Regions from separate parts of the Homo sapiens genome. Here region 2 is linked to region 1. A link is an interaction called in ENCODE POLR2A ChIA-PET data of the cell type or tissue named here. Cell type or tissue: Panc1. All regions are shown on one strand. Each heading gives the region's core, and the rest is flanking DNA. Links, peaks and the distances in the headings are about the cores only. Region 1 holds the start of CRPPA (CDP-L-ribitol pyrophosphorylase A). Region 2 overlaps LRRC72 (leucine rich repeat containing 72).

Region 1 (12,089 bases), core at 11-8,010:
GTGCGGAGGCCGCAGCCGAGCCGCGAGGGCAGATCGGCAGCCTCAGCTGCTGCCGTAGCTGTCGGGATCGTCCCCTGCGGGGCAGCAACAGCGGGGCTCCGACGGCTGAGGGGGGCGCCTTCTGCTTGCGCGCTCTGCGTCCCTCTCCGTGGTCTGCCCTTCGCCCCGCGACCCCGGCCGAGGGTGGGAGCAGCGCGGGGTCGCATCGGCCCGAGGCTAGCGGGGCTCGCCGTTCCGCCCGCAGCCATGGAGGCCGGGCCGCCGGGCAGCGCCAGGCCGGCGGAGCCGGGTCCTTGCCTGAGTGGTCAGCGCGGCGCGGACCACACGGCTTCCGCCTCCCTGCAGAGCGTGGCCGGGACCGAGCCCGGGCGCCACCCGCAAGCCGTGGCAGCTGTGTTGCCTGCCGGGGGGTGCGGGGAGAGGATGGGGGTCCCCACCCCGAAGCAATTCTGCCCCATCCTGGAGAGGCCGCTCATCAGCTACACCCTACAGGCCCTGGAGAGGTAATGCGGCGCCGGGCGCGCCCCGCGGTTCCCTGGGGCCCGGCCTCCCGCTCCCCGCCCTGCCGCTGCTCTAGCGCTAGCACCTTCACTTGGGGGACTGCCGGGCCGCGCTCAGTTATTCAAGCTTGAGCTCTGTTCCCTCCCGCATTTCAGAGATGGGAAGTTCTGGCCTTTAACAGATGGGCACGAAAGCTGCAGCTCCCCCACAGAGCCCTTTACGTCCCCAAGCAGATGAGGTTGTGGGGAAGGCCCGTCGTGTGGCGCCGATTAGAGAGTGCATGGGTTGGGACTAGGCGATTTGGGGTTCTAGCTGTGGGGCCTGAGGAGAAGCTGTGCGGATAGTCTCGCGGTCCTGGGGCTCTGCCTCCGCGCATGCGTGGATTGAGTTGTACGTGCACACTGAAGTTTCCAGGGCGTGTGTTCGTTTTTTTCATTCATTTACTGAGCACCTTCTGTGAGACAGGCTGCGCTAATTACTAGGTGCTGCAGGAGGGGAGAGGAGCAGAATTTAATAACCTTTCAATGGTGGAAAGGGCTTTAAGCCTGAATTTGAGGTCATACCCCCTTTATCTTAGAAAGGGCACTGAAGTTAACTAGTTGGGGAAATGAAGGAGACAGGGAATGGGATAAGGAGGACTAGGGGAACAGTCGTGAGGAGCTGAGGAAGTGAAATGAAGGGGTATGTTATAATATTAACTTACTTTGCTTTTAGCACTGAGTAATGAGGTGGAGCTTGGGGCGAGGGTGCAGGGGTGGGAAGCAGCGGCATTACAAATATCCACATAATTTTGCTAAGGTGTTTGAACTTCTCTGAAGCCAGTGGGGAGCTGTGGTAGTTTGTGAAGCCTTGAATTGATGCGAACCGTTTGCATTTCCAGATAGATGTCATCCTTTAGCATACATTGCCTTTGCAGGAGGTTTTGAAAACCAAGCTAGTGAGGTTCTAGTCCAAGGGAAGTGGCACGTTCCCCAGAAAGGAGCCCCACGCAAACCCTCACACATGCTTCAAAAGCCAAAAGGTTCAAGTTGTTTTGTAACCGCCCCACGGGTTCACCTTGCCCCTGCCTAAACAGAGCGGATTTATCAAGACAGGGGAATTGCAATGGAGAAAGAGTAATTCACGCAGAGTCGGCTGTGCGGGAGATTGGAGTTTTATTATTACTCAAATCAGTCTCATATCAAATTATTACTCAAAAAATTATTACTCAAAAATTATTACTCAAATCGAGCATTTCGGGATCGGAGTTTTAAAAGATAATTTGGCGGGTAGAGGCTCGGGAAGTGGGGAGTGCGAATTGATGAGTTTGGAGATGGAATCATAGGGGGTCTATGTGAGGTTTTCTTGGTGTCTTCTGTTTCTGGGTGGGATCGCAGAACTGGTTGAGACAGATTACTGGGTTGGGTGGTGTCAGCTGATTCATGGAGTGAAGGGTCTATAAAATATCTCAAGCACTGATCTTAGGTTTTACAATAGTGATGTTATCCCCAGGAGCAATTTGGAGAGGTTCAGACTCTTGCAGCCAGAGGATGCATGACCCCTAAACTGTAATTTCTAATCTTGTAGCTAATTTGTTAGTCCTGTGAAGGCAGACTGGTCCCCAGGCAAGAAAGGGGTCTTTTTGGGAAAGGGCTATTATCAATTTTGTTCCAGAGTCAAACCATAAACTAAATTCCTTCCCAAGGTTAGTTCGGCCTATGCCAAGGAATGAGCTTAATGGTTAGAAGCAAGATGGAGTTAGTTAGGACTGATCTTTCACTGTCCTAATTTCCTCAGTTATAATTTTCACAAAGGCAGTTTCAGGTTCTCATATGACTATTTTACTTTCTGAATATTGGAGTTTGGAAAATGGAAGTGTAAAAAGCCATAATCACTGATTTAGGTAATCTGCCCAATGATTACATCTGAAACTCAAAATTTGAAATGATTCCAGTTGCTAACTTTATTCCATTTCTCTGGGTAGTGGGGAGAGGGGTCCCTGAAACCATTTCATGAACCACTTACCTATAATATTCCAGTGCCATGAACATTGTGACAACATAGCTCATATATGAAGGCATTTCTGTGGGACACAATGGGTCTTGGCCAGCAGGATCTTTATCTGCGTGGTAATTAGCTATGGGGATTATAGTCACTTTTACACTAAACTTTTCTCCCATGGAGAAAACTTTTGCATTAACTTTAATTTTTTGCATCTTCTGAGGCAGTCTAAGATAGGCGGACACTAAAAATCTCACTGATATGGTTTGGCTGTGTCTCCACCCAAAAATCTCATCTTGAATTTTAATCCCCATAACCCCGCATGTTAAAGGAGAGATCAGGTGGAAGTAATTGAATCATGGGACAGAGATCAGGTGGAGGTAATTGAATCATGGGGATTGTTTCCCCCATGCTGGTCTCTTGATAGTGAGTTCTCATGAGATCTGGTAGTTTTGTTAGTGTTTCGTAGTTCCTCCTGTGTTCATTCTCCTTCCTGCTGCCTTGTGAAGAAGGCACCTTCCTTTCCCTTCACCTTCCACCATGCTTGTAAGTTTCCTGAGGCCTCCCCAGCCATGCTGAACTGTGAGTCAATTAAACCTCTTTCCTTTATAAATTACTTAATCTTGGGCAGTTCTTTATAGCAGTGTGAAAACAGACTAATACACTCACTTTTAAAGGAAAATAATGTTTGGAAAGGCCTTGTTTATGGAAAATAAAACGTTTGTCTTCTACTTTTACTTAACTGATAACAGCAGTCAGAAAATCCTAATAGCAATAGTAACTCATCAAAATTTTCATTCTGAAATACTTCATGGCTCATTTTTATCACTATTATGTCTGAAGAGCTTATGGAACATGATTATATTTTGGGTATATCCTAGGAAGTCCTTAGAAAGCTTGCTTTATAGCAGTGTGTGGGTGCTGCTTGGCCATTTGCCAAGTGAAAGCCCTTACTTCCTTCTGTAAAAGATCAGCCCTACAGACTGTTGATAGTTTTCTTAGGGTATGGGGCCAAAAGTCTTAAGTCACTTCATTAAAAAAGATAATTTATACAAATTCAAATAAGGAAAAGGACATGGAAGTATAAAATGCCTTATAAGACTACTTTTTTGCTCTGTTGAGAAATTACGCATGCTTTTTGCTTATTAAAGAGAAAGCACAGTTCTCATTGTCCCAAATAAGAAAAATAATGGGTGTCACCACTGTCAATCATTTAGGTTATTCTAAGAGAATGTCATTTCTTGTTTTTCAAGGGCTGTATGTGATACCCCAAATTTGATTTTTTTTTTTATAACTTCAACTTCTATTTTAGATTCAGAGGGAATGTGTGTGTAGATTTGTTACCTGGGTATATTGTGTGATGCTGAAGTTTAGGGTATGATTGATCCCATCACCCATGTAATGAGTGTAGTACTGAATAGTTTTTCAACCTTTGCCCCCTCCCTCCTCCCTCTAGTGATCCCCAGTGTCTGTTGTTGACATCTTTATGTCCATGAGTACCCATTGTTTAGCTCCGTCTTAGGAGAACTTGTGGTAATTGGTTTTCTGTTCCTCTGTTAATTTGCTTAGAATAATGGCCTCCAGCTGCAATCATGTTGCTGCAAAGGACTTGATTTTGTTCTTTTTATGGCTACATAGTATTCCATAGTGTATACGTACCATATTTTCTTTATCCAATCCACCATTGATGGGCACCTAGGTTGATTCCCTGTGTTTGCTATTGTGAATAGCACTGTGATGAACATGGTGCATGCATCTTTTTGGTAGAAGCATTTGTTTTCTTTTGGATATATACCCACTAATGAGATTGCTGGGTTGAATGGTAGTTCTGTTTTAAGTTCTTTGAGAAATCTCCAAACTTCTTTCCACAGTGATTGAACTAATTGACTTTCCCAGTAACAGTGTATAAGTGTTCCCCTTTTCTCTGCAGCCTTGCTAGCATCTGTTTTTTTTTGGCTTTTTCATAATAGTCATCATGACTGGTGTGAGATGGTATCTGATTGTGGTTTTGATTTGCATTTCTGACTAGTGATGTGGAACGTTTGTTTGTTGGATACTTGGATGTTGTCTTTTGAGAAGTGTTTGTTCATGTCATTTGTGCATTTTTAATGTGGGTATTTGTTTTTTGCTGGTTCAGTTGTTTACAGTTCCTTATAGATTCTGGATATTAGGCCTTTGCTTGAGAGTGCAAAAACTGTTTACTCTGATAGTTTCAATTGCTGTGCAGAAGCTCTATTGTTTTTTTGGAGATAGGGTCTCACTGTGCTACCCAGGCTGGAGTGCAGTGGCAGGATTTCAGCTCACTGCAGCCTCAACCTCCTGGGCTCAAGCGATCCTCCCACTTCAGGCCCTCAAGTAGCTGGGACTACAGTCACGTGCCACCATGCCCAGATAATTTTTTTTTTTGTATTTGTTTGTAGAAATGGGGTTTTGCCATGTTGGGCAGGCTGGTCTTGAGCTCCTGCGCTCAGGTGATCCACCTGCGTCGGCCTCCCAGAGTGCTGGCATTACAAGTGTGAGTGACCACACCTGGCTGCTGTGCAGAAGCTGTTTAGTTTAATTTTCTCTCAGTTGTCAATTTTTGTTTTTGTTGGAATTGCTTTTGAGGACTTAGTCAGAAATTCTTTCCCAAGGCTGATGCCCAGAATGGTGTTTACTAGGTTTTCTTCTACGATTCTTATAGTTGGAGGTCTTCCATTTAAATCTTTAATCTATCTTGAGTTAATTTTTGTGTATGGTGAGAGGTAGGGGTCCAGTTTTATTCCTCTGGATATGGCTAGCCAGCTATCCTACCAACATTTATGGAATAGGGAGTCCTTTTCCCAAAAATTGCTTATTTTTGGCAACTTTATTTCTGGGTTCTCTGTTCTGTTCCATTGGTCTGTGTCTATTGTGTACCAATACTGTGCTGTTTGGGTTACTGTAGCCTTATAGTATAGTTTGAAATTGATGCCCTGAATTTGACTTCAAAATTCATTTTATTTGCCCCTCATAAGTAAGGATATTCTTTGCCCAAACTTTTGCTATCTCACTAATAGAGGGTTGAGAAGTTGTAATTTTTTAATATCTCACCTAAGAAATTCAAACTACCATTGAAAATAACTCTTATGGGTTGATTTGTCTTTTGGAATTTTGAACTAATTGGGGACTGCAAAAGAGAAGGTAGAAACTTCTGAACTTTGGCCCCAAATTCCTAAATTGGGATAGGGAAATGTAAGGAAACATGGCTAGTCTTGCCTCTAGTTAAAGACTGCCACTTACACATACATTTGTTTCCACTACTTCCTTGACCCATCTAAAGGAGCTAAAAATGTATGGCTACAGAAGGGAGAATGAGAGGAAGTGCAGCAGATAAGTACTAATAAACTCAAGAGCTAGGCGCGTGGTAACCTAATCAGATTTAATGAACCCAGGAAAGCTAAAACATAAGCCTTCAGGTAGAACTTCAGTTCAGGTAGAACTTACTTCTCAGGAAGTAAGATGATTAAAGTTATACGACCTTGAAAAAGTATAGACATCAGAGGCACAGGGTATCTCTGGAGGTGGGGTAGAACAATGAAAAGGGGACACCTGATTGAATCCTTCAAAAGGAAGAGTAAAATTCCCAGATCTTTAACAGATACTGAGGCTTATTCTCTGGCTGAGAATTAGCACAGCTAATGACTTGAGTTCGGTACTCTATGGCAGTGGGGAAATTAAGAGAGACTACATTTTGATACAGTGAGATCCTTAGTGCCTGAGATAGATGACTCAAGGAAGTTTTCTGCTTTTCAGACATGCCATATATTAAAGTAGCTATTCTTCTAAAATCAAGGAGTTGGAGGAGACATTGAAAGAAAATCCATTTTGTGAATTGACTGGAACTTCAGATTGCTTGTCCATTTTCCTTTTGTCAAAATCAGAACAGTTTTAGTTTAGCCAAGTTCTACTTTGCGCCATTGAAACTGCTTAGAAAACTACTTATCAGATTAAATGAGATTCAAAAGTACCTCTGAACCCACCAGTATCTGAGGCATGTTGGCTAAAGGCTCTGAGAAAATGGAGATTTACAAGCTAAGTATTTAACATATCAAGATTATGTTGTTTGTGGATATATTTGTATATTATGATTAAACATCATGTACATGTATAGACATATGTATTAGTATACATGAATGTGTGTATAGGTTAATATACTCCAATCTTAAAGAATGGTAGTCCAGAATTGTGCATATGGCTATTACTAGGAAGGATCACATATAACAACTCATTTCTACTTTATGCTGGGAACTAGACCCTTTCAGAAGTTGATTAAAAATGTTCCTAGGATTTCAAAAGTTGTTTTGGCTTTTTAACCAAACTGAAATATAATTGTTGAACCCCAGGTTATAAACTAAAGGGAATCTTAGTTTTCGCCTTTTACTAACAAGAAACTGAGATTAGGGGTACTAATCACTTAGATAACTATCGCTTTGTGACCTGAGTTTCTATAAGGAAATGTTGCTCCAAGAAATCAGATGACAATGGTGTTATTGGCAGGGGCATAAAGCTGACAATTAAACCATAACATTCACTCACAATTTATCAATTGATGTATCTAGATTTTACTGTTTTAAAAAATGTATTCCCTGGATCTGTTGTAGGAGGCAAAAATTCCTGCCAGTAATCTAATTTCTGGTTTAAATATACAAGGAAAGTGTCATGGGGTGTGTGTGTGTGTGTGTGTGTGTGTGTGTGTGTGTGTGTGTGTGTGTGTGTTGGGGTAGGGGGGTGGTCAACCTGGAATAGCTGAAAAATAGACTAAGATGACAACTACAGCAAAAGGGATTAAGAAAGGCAAACTTCGGCCATGCTTATTCAGACTTGGTGATGAGTTGGGTAGGGGTTGGGAATTCCTGACAGTGGATTTGAACAAGGTCTGGCAGGGCTTTCCTCATAGTTCATGAGGTTTTTGAGCTCTCTTAGGTGGAGGACAATGCTTAAGATAACTTTCCTTTAGATGGTTTCATGCTTGTCAAAGTTTGTTATAACTCGGCCTCCCCTATAAATCTTCTACAGGAAAATGTGCTGTTCCACTGATTAAAAAGTATTCTAGACCTTATGATAGTTGTGTGTATCATTGTATGTTAATCTATTGGCACTGATTCATGTTTCAGAATATTTTCAGTTTGGCTAGAGTGAATTAGTCTCCTTGAGTCAGACAACTCCAGGTAAATTTGGGGAGAAAAATCACTTTTGTAGATCTGTATGTGTTTATATTATGGAAACTAAATCTTCAGATTGAGATTGGGCTTGGAAATCAATGAAAGTCTATATTTCATTATTGTTTAAGACTCCATAGTCTGTGTTTCAGTATATTAACTTTGTTTTTTAAAAAAACTTTTGTCCATTTATTCGATTTGTTTTCTTGTGTACTTTTACATATGCTGTCCTAGATTTTGGAAAACCACAGCAAATTCTGTTGAACAAGATACACAAGTAAAGATATAAATGTTAGTCCAGATGAACAAGGTTGATCACTTGAATTAGGCTGAGATAACAGGAATGGAGTAGAGAAGACAGGAGAAATATTTAGTAGCTAGTGTTGATAGCTCTTAGTGATTAACTGTATTAGAGATTCAGAATGAGAAAGGAAAGCTTTTAGTTGTGTGGTTAGATGAATTTGACTTAAAATTTTGTCTCAAGGCTTCCTTAATAAAAGGGTCAAGTCTGAGTCATGGGACTTGTATTTTGTACAGGTCAGATGATTAGAGGTCAGTGTTACATTTCCAAAGGACCGCATGGAACACCTTCAAAATAAGTGGTAAGTCTAAGGCAGGTAGGCTGAGGCCTGACAACCGGGAGCCTTCATGGGCCATAGTAGGAAGGCTTCACATTGCAAAGGTAATCCAAGATTCAGCCCCATCATGCCAGTTCAATATTTTGCTGCTAAAACGTCAGGGTCAGTATGGAGAAATAGAAATCTATGAATTATGTCCATAGTACAATCCAGAGGCCAAGTTTCCGTGAAGGCTGCCATGGAAATGAGCAGCAGCTGCCACTGTCCCCTTGCAGCCAAACTCTGCAGACTAGATGAGAGGGCTTTCAGAGGTGTTAACAGGGCCTGATCTTTCCCATCTGTTTCATAAAGCATTTGTTAAAATGTTCTGTTCCCAATAGATCTGTTAAAACTGTCTGGGCCGAGTATTCCTGTAAGCAATATTTGTTATTCCAGGAGAAAATAACTTTTGAGTTATTATATTTCTTCCTCAATGTCTGTAGGTGTAATAGAGCTTAAGGCTAGGTTCCTATTTGCCTATGGAATGTGCTAGAAAGGAAATATTCAGGAGAACTTGACAGAATTAGGCTGCTGAGGGTTTGGTGTGGACTTGTCCTCAGTTAAGAGGTAAGCTAGATCTCTTTATTCAGCAAATATTTGATCGGTAGACACTGTGTGAGGTACTTAAGGTCTTTTTAAGTCCCATGATTTTACATTATTAAATTTTAATACTATAAAAGACTTTTAGTTCTATAACTAGAAAAGAATGTGAATAAATCCTTAGAAATACAAACAGTACTTATAAAGACTTGCAAGTACTGGGTGTATGCTTGGTTGCTGACCAAAATAGCTTTATAAGCCTATTGTCTCTGAAGAGCGTTCTAAAATAGTGTTTTCCAAACTTTTTTTTGACCTGTTACAAGAATTACGTTTTTGCCTCATGGCTCAGTGACAAATGCATATTTACTTATATACTCACGCACATTTGAAAGAAAATTCATGCAAACAACCTATCTCTGTGCTACGCATTTTAATTTTTCTGTTCTATTTCCATTTCATTTACCCAACAAAGTTGCTTTAAAACTTACTATAAACTGATTTTATGACACTCTAATGGGACCCGAAATTGGCAGTTTGAGAAATACTGGTTTAAAATGCCATTTTCTGTTTAGAGTCTCATACAATTGTTTGAAATAGTGTAAGGCCATAAGTGTCTGTTTGTAATTATTTACATCTACTCTGGCTGTTTTCTGTCTGATGGAATGGAGAATTTGAGTTATTTTAAGGCAATCTAGTAAAATTGGGAGTTAATTCATTGAATAGATACTTGAATGACTACTTTATGTCAAATGTTATCCTATCTGCCTCTTAATTCTTCATCATATTTTAACATTTAAGTCAATGTAAATTTTCTTTAAAAAGTAGCAAACTGATTTCCTTAAAAGTTTAACCATTTTTTTCTGGTAGAATATACTATGAAAAGTGACAGGTGAATAGTTTAGAGGACAAGTTGTAATCTTTCCTTTAAAAATACTACTTATTTAGTTGAACACATACTTATAACTCCTATATTAAAAAGTGAACATGTCACACTAATAAACAGCTGAAGTATATATGAAATACTTTTAGTAGCTTTCTATAAATCTAAGAGCAGTTTTTATGCCTAATTATTCAAGCATTCTCCTCTCTGTTTATTTAACAGATACTTACTGACATGTGGTTGAGAAGTTAGGAATTCTGTCAGTCTTTGTTCATTACTGACTCATCAGTATCTAGTATAGTGCCTGACAAATGCTTGATACATACTTGATGTTTGTTAAATGACTAAAGGAACACATGAAAGAATGCCTACTTCTGCCTGAGTTACAAGAAATTATAAGAAACTTGAGCGCTTTTGACTATAAAAGCAGGAATATTACGTGTTTCAACCTTAATATAAATGAAGTGCTGTAGATGCAATGATCCAAAATGATTTTTTCTCTCCTGGATTTTTCACCTTCCTCTCAGAGACAGTATTGGTGCATTATTTACAGAGGCTAAAGTTATAGGCCCCAGAGTCAGACTGGAGATCACAGCTTGGTCCCTTAGTTTCTGAGCTGTGTGATTATGGGCAGGTTACTGCCTGTGTCCTCATGTGTAAAGCTGAGATGATGATAATGTGCTTTATAGAGCTGATATGGATATTGAGATATTGCAGGCGAAATATTCTACACATTGATTGCCTGGTACCTAGCAAACATTCCATATATCTTAGGTGTTATTTCTACTATGTTACTGAAAGTTGAGTATGTGCTAAGTTCTGGGACATAGTTTTTGCTTTCTATGAGTTGGCAGCCTAGTGAGGAAGATAAAGTTATAAACAGTGCAGTATAGTCCTTAGGACTCTACGTGTATAAGCACTCTGCAAGCTGAGAAGCAGGGATGTTGTATGCAGAATGGCAGTCAGGGAAAGCTTCCTGGAGGGAGCCATCTCTGAAGTCAGAACTGATGAGTATGAAAGACTCGGGCAGGGCTGGCGGGGAGTAGGGGCAGTTAGGGAGGAGAGAGGGATGGGGACAGTGTTGAGAGGCCAGGTAAGCAGCACATGCAAATACCTGAGTATGAGAGATGCCTTCCCTTCAGGGAGTAGTTGGGTATGAGAGTAAGAGGGCATGGAAGAGACCAAGTGATGTGCATGAAGTAGGCTGAGGTCAGGTCTTGAAGGGTCTTGCTCGAGAGCCAGCAGGGGATGACCTCAGATTTGTGCTTGAGAAAGATCATCCAGAAGTGGTGAGAATGGATTGTATTGGGTTAAGAAGAGTAAGAGGAAACAGCTGAGGGGCTAGTGCAGTAAATTATGGTAGAGATGACCGTTTGGGTCACAGCCGTGGCAGTAGAGCCAGAATCTTGGGAAATCCCACATTTAAGAGGGATTGAAGAACTGTCACTCACCACTTGCTAATAACTTTAATTTGAAACTGTGAGTGCAGTCTAAGTTCTGCAGTTGCTAAATTTGCAATGAAAGGCCTAGGAAATGGGCTACAAAACAAAGAACAACCCACGTTTAGTCTTATTCCAGAATCACTTTCATTGCCTGTACAGTTTACTACAGATTGTTCTTTGGAGTTCTGAAGTGAATTATTTTTGATTGTGATAAACATCCTCCCAAGGTGTGTGAAATATGAAAGTAATCCCAGCTCTCAAGGAGCCTTAGGACCTAGAAACCAGAGCAGAGGGTCAAATACCTAGAAACAAAACTATCAACAAAATCACACTGCATAGGGAATGCTGTTTTCATTCTTAGATTTATTTATATATTTGTAGCTAGTCAGGGTAATGAGAGCCTCCTTTGTTTTCACAGTCCTTGAGACTATGCTGTGTTGTAAGATGTTATACTGCCCCCAGTAGATGAGACTGACTAGTCATTTTTTCAACAAATAATGTACTGAGCACCCACTAAGAGTTAGGTGTAAGGCAATGGACAAAACAGACATTGTCTCTATATGGAGCCTACATTCTAGAAGAGGAAATAAAATGAAATGTTGTATTATCTTGAAAAATGGTAAAAATTTCTTATTGCTTCATTTTTAGAATAAGATGGTAGTATAGAAAAAAGTAATGTAATGTCTTTGTATATTCGGATCTTTTTGTCTCTTGTATGAGAGATCGTGTAGAAGTATTGTAAAGATTGCAAGAGCTAAAATATAAAAAATGCTTAAGACATAGTGCTTAATTTATATTGGCTATTATTATGTGATACTTGTATTATTTTGCCACTTTTTCTTCCTGACTCATGTAGATGATTACTTCTAGAATAGACTATCTCTAAAACGCCATATACAAGCTCCACCTGGTACCCAGGCGACCATCATTGCATTGCCCAGATTACAGC
Region 2 (16,148 bases), core at 3,867-11,866, 160 kb before region 1:
TTTGAAACAGAGTCTCACTCTGTCACCCAGGCTGGAGTTCAGTGGCATGATTTAGGCTCACTGCAACTTCTGCCTCCTGGGTTCAAGTGATTTTCCTGCCTCAGTCTCCTGAGTAGCTGGGATTATAGGCGCCTGCCACCATGCCAGGCCAATATTTTGTATTTTTAGTAGAGGCAGGTTTTCACCATGTTTGCCAGGCTGGTCTCGAACTCCTGACCTGAGGTGATCCACCCACCATGGCCTCCCAAAGTACAGGGATTACAGGCATGAGCCACTGCGCCTGGCGAGGTTTATTTTTTTAAGCATCAAATTATCTTTTTGCTTATTTAGGACTTTGATAGTAATATTAAAAGCCCAAATATGTCAAATATTAATACAGAGCTTGAACTCATTTATCACAGAAAGACCTAGCAATTTTTCTCATCTATTGAAGAGTGAGTCATTTTTTAATTCATTAAAATCTATTTTAGGAAATGGAGATGAAGTAAAGGGACAACACAATTATGAAATAATCTGATAATAAATGTATAGATAAAATTACTTACTTGTCTACATTATTTGCAAATGCAAAATCTAAAAAAAAAATACATTTTAAAGTTAGTATTTTAAAATATTTATCCAGCATTTAAAAACAGTGGAACAATGCTATAAAGGAAAAGTATAAAGCAGGGCTTTCTGTTTTCAAGTTATTCTTTACGCAAATAGTTCAATCTGTCAAAAATGCCTTTTTATCTAACTCCAAAGCAAAACTTTCTCTTAGATATAGTGGGTTTTGCCTTAGGTTTTGGGGCAAATTTTTTTAATACAATACAAATCTCAAAACCCTGAGAACAGAAAGCTTAGTCAATTTATAATGTACCAATGGAATCCAAGTGGGAATTTTTATAATTAAGATATTGAGGCTGATATGCAGAAACCTATCCCTTTTCTTCCGAAAGGCACATGCATCTATAAATGGACTAACAGTCCAAATGAGGGGAAATATTTAGGAACATTTCAACCATTTGGATTCTTAGCATTAACTTTAAAGAAACGGAATAAACAAATACTAGATCACAAGAATCTAGATCTTCCTAGCTTTGAAGCTCCAAGACTAGTCCTCAAAACCTGGATTTCTTACGGTGTCTTCCAGAGACTGTCACTGCTTTGTTGATTTCCCTCCGGAAAGCCTAGGGCCCGTACAGAGATGGATTTTACTAGCACCTGTTGTGCCAGAGAAGCCCACAGTATCACCTCTTGCCATTCCACAAGCAGCAGCGACCACAAAGCCTCTCTGCCTTTGAATTCATAGCATTATTCCCTTCACAAGTGGCTAACGAAAGTCTCTCATGCGTTTCTGATCATCCTAGGCTCTTTCTTTTTCTACATTTTTCTCCCAGCTTTAGTGGTATAATTGACAAATAAAAACTGTATATATTTAAGGTGTACGACTTGATGTTTTAATATACGTATTCATTGTGAAATAATCATCACACTCAATCTAATTAACATATTCATCAGCCAGACAGTTGCCATTTTTTGTGTATACGTGGTGAGAACACTTAAGATCTACTCTCTTAGTAAACTTCAAGTATACAATACGGCTAACTATAGTCACATCATATAAGATCTTTAGAATTTATTCATTTGTGTAATATAATTTAAACTTTGTACCTTTTGACTAACATCTCCCCATTTCCCCTTCCCCACAGCACCTGGCAATCACCATTCTACTCTCTGCTTCTATGAGTTTGACTATTTTAGATTCCATATATAAGTGGGATCATGCAGTATTTGTTCTTCTGTGTCTGTCTTATTTCATTTAGTATAACGCTCTCCAGTGTCATCCATATTGTCAAAAAATGACAGGATTTCCCTGTTCTCGTCTTCATTTTTAATTACAAAAAGCGCATACTTTACTTACAATGAATATAAACAATAAAGAAAATAGTGAGTAAAAAGGGAAATTTCCACTTCCTCTTATTACTATTAAGTATCACTATTAAAAGTTTTGTATGTATGTTTCCAGCCTATATGTCACACGTGTACTCACACACATACATGTATATATACATAGAGATTTGTTTGTTGACAAAATTCTAATTTTGTTATTACTCATAGTATACTATTTTTTCAATGTGTGTGGTTTTGTTTTTTGTTTTCGTTTTGTTTTTGTTTGAGATGGAGTCTCACTCTGTTGCCCAGGCTGGAGTGCAGTGGCACGATCTCGGCTCACTGCAACCTCTGCCTCACTGCAACCTCTGCCTCCTGGGTTCAAGCGATTCTCCTGCCTTAGCCTCCTGAGTAGCTGGGATTACAGGCGCCTGCTACCACGCCTGGCTAATTTTTGTATTTTTAATAGAGACGGGGTTTCACCATGTTAGCCAGGCTGGTCTCAAACTTCTGACATCAGGTGATCTGCCCGCCTTGCCAAGGTGTTTTTAATACCTCCAAATATATTATGGATTAATTCTATAATGGAATAGTTTGTATTATACAAATGTGCCATAGTCTATTTAACATTCTCCTATGAATGACCATTTAAATTGTTTCTACTACTTTTGCTATTATAAAAAATGTTGCAACATGCAGCCTTATACCTATATATTTTTTCTTTGTCCATATGTGCAAGCACTTCTGTAGGGGAGAGATCAAATTTAGTTGCTGTGTCAAATGGTTTGCACATTTTATATGTTGGTGGATACTGCCATATGGTCATCCAAGAGAGTTGAACGAGTTTACATTCCCATCAATAACATGAATTGTGCTCGTTCCCCCCTCATCTTTAACAACCCTTTAAAACTTCTGCCTACTTGTTGGATGAAAATGGTATCTCATTGTTTTTATTTCCATTTATTTGATCGTTAGTGAAGCTGATCATTATTTACATTTCTTTCTTTGTATATATGTCTTGTCCATGTCGTTTATTTTGTTTTCTACTGGGATTTTTAAATTGACTTGGAGATGTCCTTTAGAAATTATGAGTGTTAACTTCTGCCTATTATATATGTTATAAAGACTTCCTCCAATTTTGCATTTTAATTTTCTTCCTATATGATGCTTTTTATTTTTAATTATTATGATACATACTAGTTGTACATATTTATGGGATACATATAATTGTTTTTCATTTTCATGTAGTTAAATCTGTCAACATTTCTCTTTGATGCCCTCTGAGTTTTGTGTGAGGCTTTGATTGGCCTTCACTTTGGGATTATGAAAGTATTTTCTTCCAGAACTTCCTGATTTCATTTACATTTAGATATTCAATCTCTCTGGAATCTATTTTTGTATATGGTATCTCCCTTAGAAAGTAATTCTAGTTTATCTCTTTGGCCCAGGGCTACTTTATGGCACAATTCTTGGGGGGCCTCAGTAAATGTTTTCTGTGCAAAGAGTGTCCACTGGAGTTATGCAACATGGAAGCTCTGTTGACTGCTGATTTTTCCCTTCACAAATTCTTGTACACAACTCCCTCAGTTGCTCAGCCCTATGCCAAACAATCTCTAGATCTCACATTGACCTCTAATACCTACCTGAACCTTCATGCATAGGTAGCAGTTGGCATTTACTCTTCTGGGTGTGCCTGATATGTCATAGCTACCCAAAGTCAGAAATGTCTTCAAGACTTGATTTCCTGAGCCGTTGATCTCCCAGCTCATACCTTTCAATTATCTGTTTTCTCTGGATTGTGTCCTGCCTTGTCTGTACTGGTGCACTCTTTGGTGAATTGCTGTTTGTTAAATAGTCTGCCTGGTCTTCCTTTTTGGCCTTACCCTTCTGTCTTCCCTAGTAGTACATGCCTCACCTGCCAGGCCCAGGCTCTGTGACACTATACCCCAGCTTGGGCTCAGCACCTGGAGCTCTGTCTTGAGCAAACATGGTGGAAATCTGGCAGCTTCACTTTTGGACCACTAATGGACATTTTAAAAGCTTGTTGGTATTTTATTTTAAATACCCCTTAATGTCTTTCTACATTTACATATAGGTAATTGGTGAAAAATCTGCAAATCAGGTTCTTAAAGCCAGGTAGAAGCCCAAAGTGTTTTGGTTCTGAGAATATTGGCTATCATGCAATAAAACCCAGAGACAGTAATGAAAATTGGTACAACCCTTTTAACCATACTTATTTGATAAGGACTGATAGATGGGACTTGAAGAAAACTTAAAATTGATCTTGCTTCTCAAGATATTAGAAATATAATTGGTTTCTTAACTTCAGATGAAGGATAATAAAATCAAAATGTGGCTTTACAATTGCCTCATAAACATTTTTAAGTGTAGTTTCTTTCCAATAAAATAATTCATATTTCTCTTAGAATTACTCTTATAATTTTTTAGAATGTCACCATAAGGTAAGATTTATAAAAAAACAAATATAGAAGCTGCAAAACTATATGGATAAATTTTAAAAATTTACATAGCGCGTTTTATTAGTTTTATTACAAATGTTTGCTTAATTAAGATATGCTAAAATAAGCCATACTCTGGGCTAAAAATACTTTTTAGTTGCTATGATATAGCGGCCTTTTGTGGAAAATGAGTAGATTTATAATAATTGTCCTATCGATTATTAGAGGCTTTAGTCAACATATCTTTTAATTAAGAAGAAAAAGTTTCAAATGCAATAAAATACTCTCCCTATCTTTTCTGCTCCTGATTTTGTTTTTGGAGGTTCAATATGAAAAGGAGTAAAGAGAATTTAAAAAGGATTATAGTTCTTCCAGCAATCTGGTTAAACAAAAGAAATGTAGATCCCTAAAGGTAGGGATCACACCAATAATAATTATAGCACTGAAAAATAGATTGTGGGGGCTGACCTTGCATTGTTTGTTATTGTGTGCATTCGCTGTTTTTAAGAGGGGAGATTTTCTATCTAAAGACTCCTTTCCTACCACAGCATGGTCTACTCCAATAACATTCCATTTGGGCCATCACCTCTCACATGAAGTAAAAGGAAGGACTTTTACATAAACCAAGGAAGTGGCTGATTAACACAATAGTTCAACTTATTGTACACTTGGTATGTGTCAGATCAAGTATCTCAATGTTTTACATATCAAGCATAACAGTCAAAGCAAGATATTATACTCATTTTAAAAATCAGAAATCTAAAGCAAATGTCCAAAATAAAACTTATAATTATTAGCAGATCTGGTATTCAAACCCAAGGGAGTCTAATCCCACACTGGTACTACCACCTCTCTATTGGTTGATCTCTGACTTGAGTGTACATCAGAATCATCTGAAGGGCTTTATAAAACACAGCTTCTCAGGTCCCACACTTGTTTCTAGTTTAGTAAATCTGGTTTGGGGCAAGAATTGGTAACAAGTTTCTAAGTGATATTGATGCTGCTGGATTGGGGACCATACCCTTGTTGATGAAAAGGGTCAAACTCTGTAAAATATTTGAAGGGATTTATTCTGAGCCAAATATGAGTGACCGATGGCCTATCACACAGCCCTCAGGAGATCCTGAGAACATGTGCCCAAGGTGGTTGGGTCACAGCCTGCTCCCTCCCTCCCTCCCTCCCTCCTTTTCTTTCTTTTTCTGAGACAGAGTCTTACTCTGTCACGCAGGCTAAAGTGCAGTGATGCGATCTCACCTCACTGCAACCTCCAACTCCCGGGTCCAACCGATTGTCCTGCCTCAGCCTCCCAAGTAGCTGGAATTACAGGTGCCCGCCATCATGCCTGGCTAAGTTTGTGTTTTTAGTAGAGACGGGGTTTAACCATATTGGCCAGGCTGGTCTGAAACTCCTGACCTCAAATTATCCGCCTGCCTTGGACTCCCAAAGTGCTGGGATTACAAGCGTGAGCCACCATGCCTGGTGAGTTAGACAAGTATAAAATATATATATATATATTTTATTATACTTTAAGTTTTAGGATATATGTGCAGGACGTGCAGGCTTGTTACATAGGTACACATGTGCCATGATGGTTTGCTGCACCCGTCAACCCATCAGTTACTTTAGGTATTTCTCCTAATGCTATCCCTCCCCCAGCCCTCCAGCCCCCGACAGGCCCCAGTGTGTGATGTTCCTCTCCCTGCGTCCATGTGTTCTCATTGTTCAACTCCCACTTATGAGTGAGAACATGCAGTGTTTGGTTTTCTGTTCCTGTGTTAGTTTACTCAGAATGATGGTTTCCAGCTTCATCCACATCCCTGCAAAGGACATGAACTCATCCTTTTTATGGCTGCATAGTATTCCATGGTGTATATGTGCCACATTTTCTTTATCCAGTCTATCATTGATGGGCATTTGGGTTGGTTCCAAGTCTCTGCTATTGTAAATAGTGCTGCAATAAACATATGTGTGCATGTGTCTTTATAGTAGAATGATTTATAATCCTTTGGGTATATACCCAGTAATGGGATTGCTGGGTCAAATTGTATTTCTGGTTCTAGATCCTTGAGGAATCGCCACATTGTCTTCCACAATGGTTGAACTAATTTACACTGCCCCAAGAGTGTAAAAGCATTACTATTTCTCCACATCCTCTCCAGTATCTGTTGTTTCCTGACTTTTTAATGATTGCCATTCTAACTGGCATGAGTTGGTATCTCATTGTTGTTTTTATTTGCATTTCTCTAATAACCAGTGATGATGAGCTTTTTTTCGTATGTTTGTTGGCTGCATAAATGTTTTCTTTTGAGAAGTGCCTGTTCATATGCTTCACTCACTTTTTGATGAGGTTGTGTTTTTCTTGCAAATTTGTTTCAGTTCCTTGTAGATTCCGGATATTAGCCCTTCATCAGATGGATGGATTGAAAAAATTTTCTCCTATTCTGTAGGTTGCCTATTCACTCTGATGACAGTTTCTTTTGCTGTGCAGAAGCTCTTTAGTTTAATTAGATCCCATTTGTCAATATTGGCTTTGGTTTCCATTGCTTTTGGTGTTTTAGTCATGAAGTCTTTGCCCATGCCTATGTCCTGAATGGTATTGCCTAAGTTTTCTTTTAGGGTTTTATGGTTTTAGGTCTCACATTTAAGTCTCTAATCCATCTTGAGTTAATTTTTGTATAAAGTGTAAGGAAGAGGTCCAGTTTCAGTTTTCTGCATATGGCTAGCCAGTTTTCCCAACACCACTTATTAAATAGGGAATCCTTTCCCCATTGCTTGTGTTTGTCAGGTTTGTCAAAGATCAGATGGTTGTAGATGTGTGGCATTATTTCTGAGGCCTCTGTTCTGTTACATTGGTCTATATATCTGTTTTGGTACAAGTACCATGCTGTTTTGGTTACTGTAGGCATGTTGTATAGTTTGAAATCAGGCAGTGTGTTGCCTCCAGCTTTGTTCTTTTTGCTTAGAATTGTCTTGGCTATACAGGCTCTTTTTTGGTTCCATATGAAATTTAAAGTAGTTTTTTTCCAATTCTGTGAAGAAAGTCAATGGTAGCTTGATGAGGATAGCATTGAATCTGTAAATTACTTTGGGCAGTATGGCCATTTTCACGATAGTGATTCTTCCTATCCATGAACATGGAATGTTTTTCCATTTGTTTGTGTCTTCTCTTATTTCCTTGAGCAGTGGTTTATAGTTCTCCTTGAAGAGGTCCTTCACATCCCTTATAATTTGTATTCCTAGGTATTTTATTCTCTTTGTAGCAATTGTGAATGGGAGTCACTCATGATTTGGCTCTCTGTTTGTCTATTATTGGTGTATAGGAATGCTTGTGATTTTTGCACATTGGTTTTGTGTCCTGAGACTTTGCTGAAGTTGTTTATCAGCTTAAGGAGATTTTGGGCTGAGACAATGGGGTTTTCTAAATATGTAATCATGTCATCTGCAAGCAGAGACAGTTTGACTTCCTCTCTTCCTATTTGAATACATTTTATTTCTTTCTCTTGCCTGATTACCCTGGCCAGAACTTTCAATACTATGTTGAATAGGAGTGGTGAGAGAGGGCATCCTTGTCTTGTGCCAGTTTTCAAAGGGAATGCTTCCAGTTTTTGCCCATTCAGTATGATATTGGCTGTGGGTCTGTCATAAATAGCTCTTATTATTTTGATATATGTTCCTTCAATACCTAGTTTATTGAGGATTTTTAGCATGAAGGGGTGTTGAATTTTATTGAAGGCCTTTTTGCATCTATTGAGATAATCATGTGGTTTTTGTCATTGGTTCTGTTTATGCGATGGATTACATTTATTGATTTGCATATGTTGAACCAGCCTTGCATCCCAAGGATGAAGCTGGCTTGATCATGGTGGATAAGCTTTTTGATGTGCTGCTGGATTCAGTTTGCCAGTATTTTATTGAGGATTTTTGCACTGATGTTCGTCAGGGATATTGGCCTGGAATTTTTTGTTGTTGTGTCTCTGCCAGGTTTTGGTATCAGGATGATGCTGGCCTCATAAAATGAGTTAGGGTGGAGTTCCTCTTTTTCTATGGTTTAAAATAGTTCCAGAAGGAATGGTACTAGCTCCTCTTTGTACCTCTGGTAGAACTCAGCTGTGAATACATCTGGTCCTGGGCTTTTGTGGTTGGCAGGCTATTAATTACTGCCTCAATTTCAGAACTTGTTATTGGTCTGTTCAGGGATTTGAGTTCTTCCTGGTTTAGTCCTGAAGTCTGAACTTCCTGGCGGCTTTGTTAACACTGTGAGGGGAAAACCACCTACTCAAGCTTCTGTTTTGGCAGATGCCCCTCCCCCCACCAAGCTCGGGCGACCCAGGTCGACTTCAGACTGTTGTGCTGGCAAGGAGAATTTCAAGCCAGTGGATCTTAGCTTGCTGGGCTCTGTCGGGGTGGGATCCGCTGAGCTAGACCACTTGGCTCCTTGGCTTCAGACTCCTTTTTAGGGGACTGAACAGTTCTGTCTCTCTGGCATTCCAGGTGCCACTGGGGTATGAAAAAAGACCTCCTGCATCTAACTCGGTGTCTGCCCAAATGGCCGCCCAGTTTTGTGCTTGAAACCCAGGGCCCTGGTGGTGTAGGCACCCAAGGGAATGTCCTAGTCTGAGGGTTGTGAAGACCATGGGAAAAGTGTAGTATCTGGGCCGGATAGCTCCGTTCCCCAAGGCACAGTCCCTCATGGCTTCCCTTGGATAGGGGAGGAAGTTCTCCAACCCTTTGCACTTCCCGGGTGAGGCGACACCCCATTCTGCTTTGGCTGTCCCTCCGTGGGCTGCACCCATTGTCTAACCCATCTCAGTGAGGTAAGCCAGGTACCTCGGTTGGAAATGCAGAAATCACTCGCCTTCTGTGTGGATCTCGCTCAGAGTTGCAGACTGGAGCTGTTCCTATTCGGCCATCTTGCCGGCCACCACAACCGTAAATATTTATCAGACTTAATATCTGTGTTGATGTTAATGCTGGTTGGCTTTTCCTGAATTCCAAAAGGGAGGGGGGTATAAGGAGGCATGTCCGGAGCCCCCTTCCCTCACGGCCTGAACAAATTTTTCAGGTTAACTTGGAATGCTCTTGGCCAAGAGGAAGGGTCATTCAGATGATTGACGGGCCTTAGAATTCCATTTTTGTTTTACACTCTGAAAGCCACTGCCTTACACTATGCTCCTCTGCACCTACAACATGTCCTATGGATGTTACTTTCATTCTATGGGAAATACTAGGAATAAAGGAACAAATCGAATGACACCTTAAGGAAGTAATTTAAAATTGAGGCATTCTACAGTATAACTGGCCTGTTCTCTTCAAAAAGTCATGGAAGAAAAAAAAAAAAACAGAAACAAAAACCAGGGAATCTCTTCTAAATTAAAAGACACTGAAGAGCATAAAAAATCTAATTGTGAATCTTGACTAGATTCTGGTTTGAAAAAGCACTGTAGAAACCTTTTTGGAACAATTGAGAAAATGTGAATATGGGTTTTTTGTTTGTTTGTTTGTTTTGAGAGAGGGTCTCGTTCTGTTGGAGTGCAGTGGTGTGATCTTGGCTCACTGCAACCTCCACCTCCTGGGTTCAAGCGATTCTCATACCTCAGCCTCCTGAGTAGCTGGGATTACAGGTGCTCGCCACCAAACCCAGCTAATTTTTGTATTTTTTGGTAGAGATGGGGTTTTGTCATGTTGGCCAGGCTGGTCTCAAACTCCTGACCTCAGGTGATCCGCCCACCTAGCCCTCCCAAAGTGCTGGGATTACAGGTATGAGCCACCACGCCTGGCGAGTTATATTTTAAGTAATATAAACAAACCAGTTTTTTTCTAAGGTGTGAGAGTGACATTATGGTTAACAGGAAAATGTCCTTATTTTTAAACTTTCAGTCTAAATTATTTAAAAGTGTGAAAGTTGCAGATACCAGGATGAAATCACTCTTGTCAGAATCAAACAAATTGGAGCCAGAAGGCAGTAAGGAGAGCTCATGCTTGCATGTCTGATAAGACCTGTCTCAAGGGCATTCCAAAATAACCCCCACAATACATTATTTTGTGTCCTGCACACAACTCATGTTTGTCATAACCTACATTTCTCATGTATGCACACATTTCTATGACCAAGTTTATCACTATACATTCTTTAGGACTCAACAATTCAGATAAGATCCTCTCAAAAGAACATTTGCCTAGTAACAGAATCTCCACCAATGAACTCGTAGCTTTGGGCCTCTGGAATCAATGAACTGTGCTTCCAAGAGGCTTATGTGAATTCTTTTTTTTTTTTCTTTTCTTTTTTGAGAAGGAATCTCCCTCTGTTGCCCAGGCTGGAGTGCAATGGCGTGATCTCGGCTCGCTGCAACCTCCACCTCCCAGGTGCAAGCGATTCTCCTGCCTCAGCCTCCTAAGTAGCTGGAATTACAGGTGCCATCACTGCACCCAGATAATTTTTGCATTTTTAATAGAGACTGGGTTTTGCCATGTTGTCCAGGCTGGTCTCAAACTCCTGACCTCAAATGATCTGCCTGCCTCGGCCTCCCAAAGTGCTGGGATTACAGGCTTGAGCCACCACGCCTGGCCACTTTTTCCCAAATAAAAAGCTTCCTTCCCTTCCCTTCCCTTCCTCTCTTGCACCTGTGGCTTGCCATAGCTGTGCATCCTGGGTTATAATTCTTTTTGCTTACTCCCAAATAAATTCATTATCTTAAGAGATATTTTTCTCTGATGTCTTTTTTTAGGTTGACAGGAGTGAAATGTAATGATGTCTGCTGCTGAAACATTTTAATCCTTTGGCAATACATTGATTTTCCAATTTACACTGTAGTTGGAAATGCCAAATGCAGTGTAAGTCATTCATTTAGGAATGACTTCTAAGGTCTTCTGAGGAGACCTGTCCTTGTTTTTTTGTTTTTTAAGATGGAGTTTCGCTCTTGTTGCCCAGGCTAGAGTGCAATGGCTCACTGCAACCTCCGCCTCCCAGGTTCAAGTGATTCTCCTGCCTCAGCTTCCTGAGTAGCTGGGATTACAGGCATGTGCCACCATGCCTGGCTAATTTTTGTTTTTAGTAGAGATGGGGTTTCTTCATGTTGGTCAGGCTGGTCTTAAACTCCCGACCTCAGGTGATCTGCCCGCCTCGGCCTCCCAAAGTGCTGGGATTACAGGTGTGAACCACCGCACCTGGCCACCTGTCCTTAAATAAAGAGGCAAAGCGTCAGATATGGAGGGCGGTAAATATAGCAGAATATGAACACTTGTTGAATATATGTGGGCATATACCAATATTTATTTTAATATTCTTTAACTTTTCCTGTTAGAAAATTTTCACAATAAAAAGTTCAGGGAAGTCTTAATTTTGTCCTCATTCTTCTTTTTCTTTTCCTTTACCTTTCGCTCATTCTTGAATAATAATTGAGTTGGTTATAAAATTCTTGGTTGGCCATTACTTGTCCTCAGCATTTTAAAAACTTTCGATCACTGTTTTTTGACTTCCACGATTGTAGTTGGAGAGTCTGTTGTGAATCTCTGTGTTATTCTTTTGTAGGTCATCTGGGTTTTCTCTCCGACTGCTTTAAGATGGTTTTGCCTTTGGTGAAGACTCTTGTTGTTGTTGTTGTTGTTATGTGTCTTTTTTGTGTTTGGATTCATTTTGTCTGGTGCATCTAAGAATTCTTTGCCAATTCTGGTAATTGTCTGGTCAGTCTAAGAATTTATTTATCAGTTTGGGAAAATTTCCAGCCATTATCACTTTAAACATTACCTTCTGCTCAATTTCTATCTATAATTTGTTTTTCAGGAACTATTACTGAAGTTATATTGGACCTTCTCTTTCTAATGTCTCTCCTTTTCTCAATATCTAATTCATATCTTCTATTGCTTTCTTTCTCCATTTAGCATTCTGGGTAATTTCTTCCAAACTATTTTTTAATTCAATTTCCCCTTTATTTCTAGATAATTGGTTTGGTTTTTTAAAAATGTATGTTGTCTCTTTGGCGAAGTGTCATAAAGAAAAGGATTTTACCTTTGCACCTTTTCTTATCCACCCTCTCTTCCTTCGTGGAATGGAGATGTGAGGCTTGGGGGTACACCAGCCACCTTGTAATCATAAAGCACACTAAGAGTAGCAGAACAAAAGACAGATATATCCTTGAACAGTGACAACATTGTAGAACTTTATGCTAACCCTAGATACCCTATCTTTCTATTCTTTGCTGTCTGAGAAAACTAAACCCCTATTTTTTTTTGCATTTCTGTTACAAATATGAAATTAAATTCCTACAAATGAAACATCCTGAAAATATTCAAGTTATACTTGCATATAATGACCCTGTATGTGAGTATAATCAAAATATTACCAGTGCTTATTTCTGCATGGTAGAATTGCAGATGATCTTTATTTCTTCTTCATGTTTTTTCTATATTATCAAAAATTATATAGACTTAATTGGTAAAATCATCCATGTTAGTGGTAATAAAAATAACAATGGCTTATTTATTGAGCCCTTTATACTGTGTTAGGTACTGGGATAGAGGCTTCAATGTATTATCTCGTTATTATCACAGCACCCCATTTAATTTCACATGCATGAGTGAGGATGAAAATTGCATACCTACTTTAACTGGACTAAAAGTATTATAAGGTTAGCAAATATATTAGAAATTATTCCATTACATAGATACTTAAGTTTATTGTAAATTGTAGTTGTTATTATTACAATCAAATTACCCAAAAGTTTGAGGAGTTTTAATTTCATTAAATTTGTTTTTTTTTTTTTTTTTACGAAATACCTGAAGGTACTCTCTGGGCTGGTTTTTGCTTAAATGGTGATTTAGGATCCCATGAAGCATCCACTTTTCCTCCGAATGCTATTGATTGAACGATATGAGCCTTTTTATGGTTAAAAATGGTAATCATTGATCTTCTTTCTTTTTCTGTAACTTCTGATAAATGCAAAAAGTAATGTTATTGCATAACATTATAAATAGGCGGAGTGATTCAAAATAGAACTGAACACTTTCAAGAATGTATTTATCTAAACTATGATATATGAGAACATCCTGTCAAAACTGTTTTGTAAAGGGGCTATCACGCTTATTTCCATAATCTTACAAGCACTCAATATACACCCCACATGTCACAAGACAGAGCTTAATCCTTCAATCTAATGCATCCCAAACACCCTTTAACACATCACCAAGGATGATTAAAATTTTAGCATGAAACATCCTTTCATTTCCTCAAGGCTATTAGAAAGGAGAGGTATAACCATAAGTTTCCGATGTATCCTATAGAAAGTGGTTACTCAGTAATAAACTATTAAGAATGTTCAAACCTGCAGAGACAGAAAGGTAAGTAGATAGATAATATAGCATTTGGGGGCAAAATAGGCCTCAAAAAATGTTAAGTGTAATATGCTGAGGTTGATTGTGTGTGTGTGTGCATGTGGCTTATAGAAATCTGACATGCTATCTTGAAGATGTATTCATAAAGAAGTCATCATTCATTGTATGTTTCAATATATATATATTTACAGAATTTTTAAATCACGACTTTTAGAACTTAAACTGGCCTTATGAGATTTATTCCAATTCCCTCACTTTTGAGATAAGAAACTAAGGTGCCAGGAAGTAAACGATTTGGCATCCAACCTGTTAATGTCAAAACCAGGACCAGAAGGAATACTTTCCTCAGCTCAGTTAGAGGGCCTTTCTAATAAAGTAGTAAAGAGACATGAATTTCTAAATTAGGGCAAATTTTAGAGAGCAAGTCTTTCAAAAATAAATAATTGAAAAACTTCCATTAAAAAGACAATTATTCAAAGATATATTTTTTACAAAGACATATTTTCAAAGGTAGTCTTCGTTTTTAAACCGCTGAGCTATAAGACTACTTCTCAAATATTTCTTTGCAAGAAGGAAGGGTCCTTACGATTTCGGTCAAGCAGCTCCACTCCTGGAAGGTGGTAGATGATATATAAACGATACAGGTTATATTGGCACAAAGGATTTTGGTATAGACCTGCAAATGAAGAATCCAAAATAAAAATGTCAGATTTCAAAATCAGTTTCACTTATCACTTATAAAATACAAAAAATTAAGAGATTCGTATAAAACATAAGAACTTGTAAAGCTCTTCTCCATATCAAGCAATAGACCCATTAAACCTTTACTTAGAGCACCAGTTAATTTTTCTATCTGTTAAATTCATTCATTCAACAAATATTTACCAAGTGCTTACTATCCACTAGGAACTGTGCTAAGGGCTATGATCAAATCATTGACCCAAGTCTGCAACAAATGAGGGAAATTTTTAACATGTCCATAAATAAGTTAGTAAATGAAGAACTAGATATCAGCTCTATTGGAGTCTTGAGGCTACTTTTTATTAAAATATCACTTGGTACTCTTCTTTCAGTCTCCAAGTTCACAAGGGTGCATGTGTGAAGATAGGCAGAGACACAACACCCGGCTCTAATAGAACTTACTTCCTCCACACCATTGCTCATAGTTCAGAATGTGTCAATAGTAGCTTCAGATCTCAGCAGGACCAGAGCTGAGCAGAAGTGGCTCTTGCATCTTGTCTACCTCTGGCCAGGCACGTGCAGTTCTGAGATCCTGGTGTGCAGGTGCTAGGATGTGTGATAAACCGCACTTCCTAATGCAGTGGTTGGAAGAAGGGGGCATGTGGATGCAGAAGCAGCCCTGGCACTTTTGACATCATATCCCTTGGGAATCAGCACATAGTTATGTTTTTAAACATCCTCAACTAGAAGTTGTGAGGGCTTTATTTTTAAAAAAAGATATTTTCCCTATTCATCCTAGATGATAATAAACATATTTTTTCAATACAATGTGAAATAAAACTTTAATGATTTTCAGTTGGGCATTTTTTTTTTTTTTTGACAGAGTCTTGTTCTTGTTGCCAGGCTGGAGCGCAATGGCATGATCTTGCTCACTGCAACCTCTGCCTCCCGGGTTCAAGCAATTGTCCTGATTCAGCCTCCTGAGTAGCTGGGATTACAGGCGCCTGCCACCACGCTTGGCTAATTTTTGTATTTTTAGTAGAGACGGAGTTTCGCCATGTTGGCAAGGCTGGTCTCGAACTGCTGACCTCGTGATCCGCCCACCTTGGCCTCCCAAAATACAGGCATCAGCCACCGCACCTGGCCAGTAATCTTTAGTTATTCGGATTCCACCTACCTACATGCAATTTCTAGGAAATTCTTCTGAAAATACACCTAATAAGGAGAACCACTAGATGGCAGTAGTAGAAAGAGCTCCAGCTACCGCACAACTCCTTCACTCAATAAAATGAAGCTCACTTAATGTACATGTGAAATTTAAGAGTACTGTTGTAGACTATTCATAAAATACAGGTTTGATAAAGGCATGAAAATAGTAAGCATTAGAAACTCGGAAAAAACTGATTAATATTTCTAAAGAGCAGTTTGTAACATAAAGAAGATTGGGGTAGGTGCATGCTTAAAAGATAACAAGCTAGATAAAAACTAAAAAAAAAAAATCAATCATCTGGATGTTTTCTCTGTAGTAATAAAGCATTCTGATATTTGTTGTATAAACACAACTTTTTCTGGCTAATAAAAGCGTTATATATAGCTATTCCCTGTGGAAAACGCGAGCTTTAGAGGGACATAAAGCAGGCAATGGAAGACACCTGGTACATAATAAACAAAAGTTACAGGAGTGAGGAAAGGCATACAGGAAAATGTAGAGCCAGGAGCCACAAAGAAATTTAAAAGAAAGGAAATATGTAAGTAATGGAGAAAATGAGAAGAAAAATAAAACTTTTTTTTTTTCAAGATTTCTTAAAT

Evidence for each region. Peaks named below come from ENCODE experiments on the same cell type or tissue, not always from the same donor. Only the 100,000 strongest peaks of a DNase experiment are listed, where the experiment ranks them.
Region 2: POLR2A ChIA-PET joins it to region 1 with 5 read pairs; 14 of 35 experiments call an interaction of 5 or more read pairs at or near these places.

The regions. Positions count from the first base shown.
Region 1 is chr7:16,409,480-16,421,568 of GRCh38, reverse strand. CRPPA (CDP-L-ribitol pyrophosphorylase A) reads left to right here and starts at 31. Exons shown (of 10, transcript NM_001101426.4): 1 at 31-503. The coding sequence starts at 247. LOC105375168 (a long non-coding RNA gene) reads right to left here and starts at 883. Exons shown (of 5, transcript XR_007060223.1): 1 at 587-883. RefSeq lists silencers at 221-360, 381-440. In Panc1, for the core only: CTCF peaks have their summits at 209 and 425; DNase peaks (open chromatin) are centred at 868 and 4,523; H3K4me3 peaks cover 1,659 bases; H3K27ac peaks cover 2,568 bases.
Region 2 is chr7:16,564,499-16,580,646 of GRCh38, reverse strand. It overlaps LRRC72 (leucine rich repeat containing 72), which reads right to left. Exons shown (of 9, transcript NM_001195280.2): 6 at 14,245-14,334; 7 at 13,104-13,256; 8 at 546-573. Among named protein-coding and RNA genes, the nearest start is that of LRRC72, 46 kb to the right of the region's middle. In Panc1, for the core only: no CTCF peak of the experiment used is centred there; no DNase peak of the experiment used is centred there.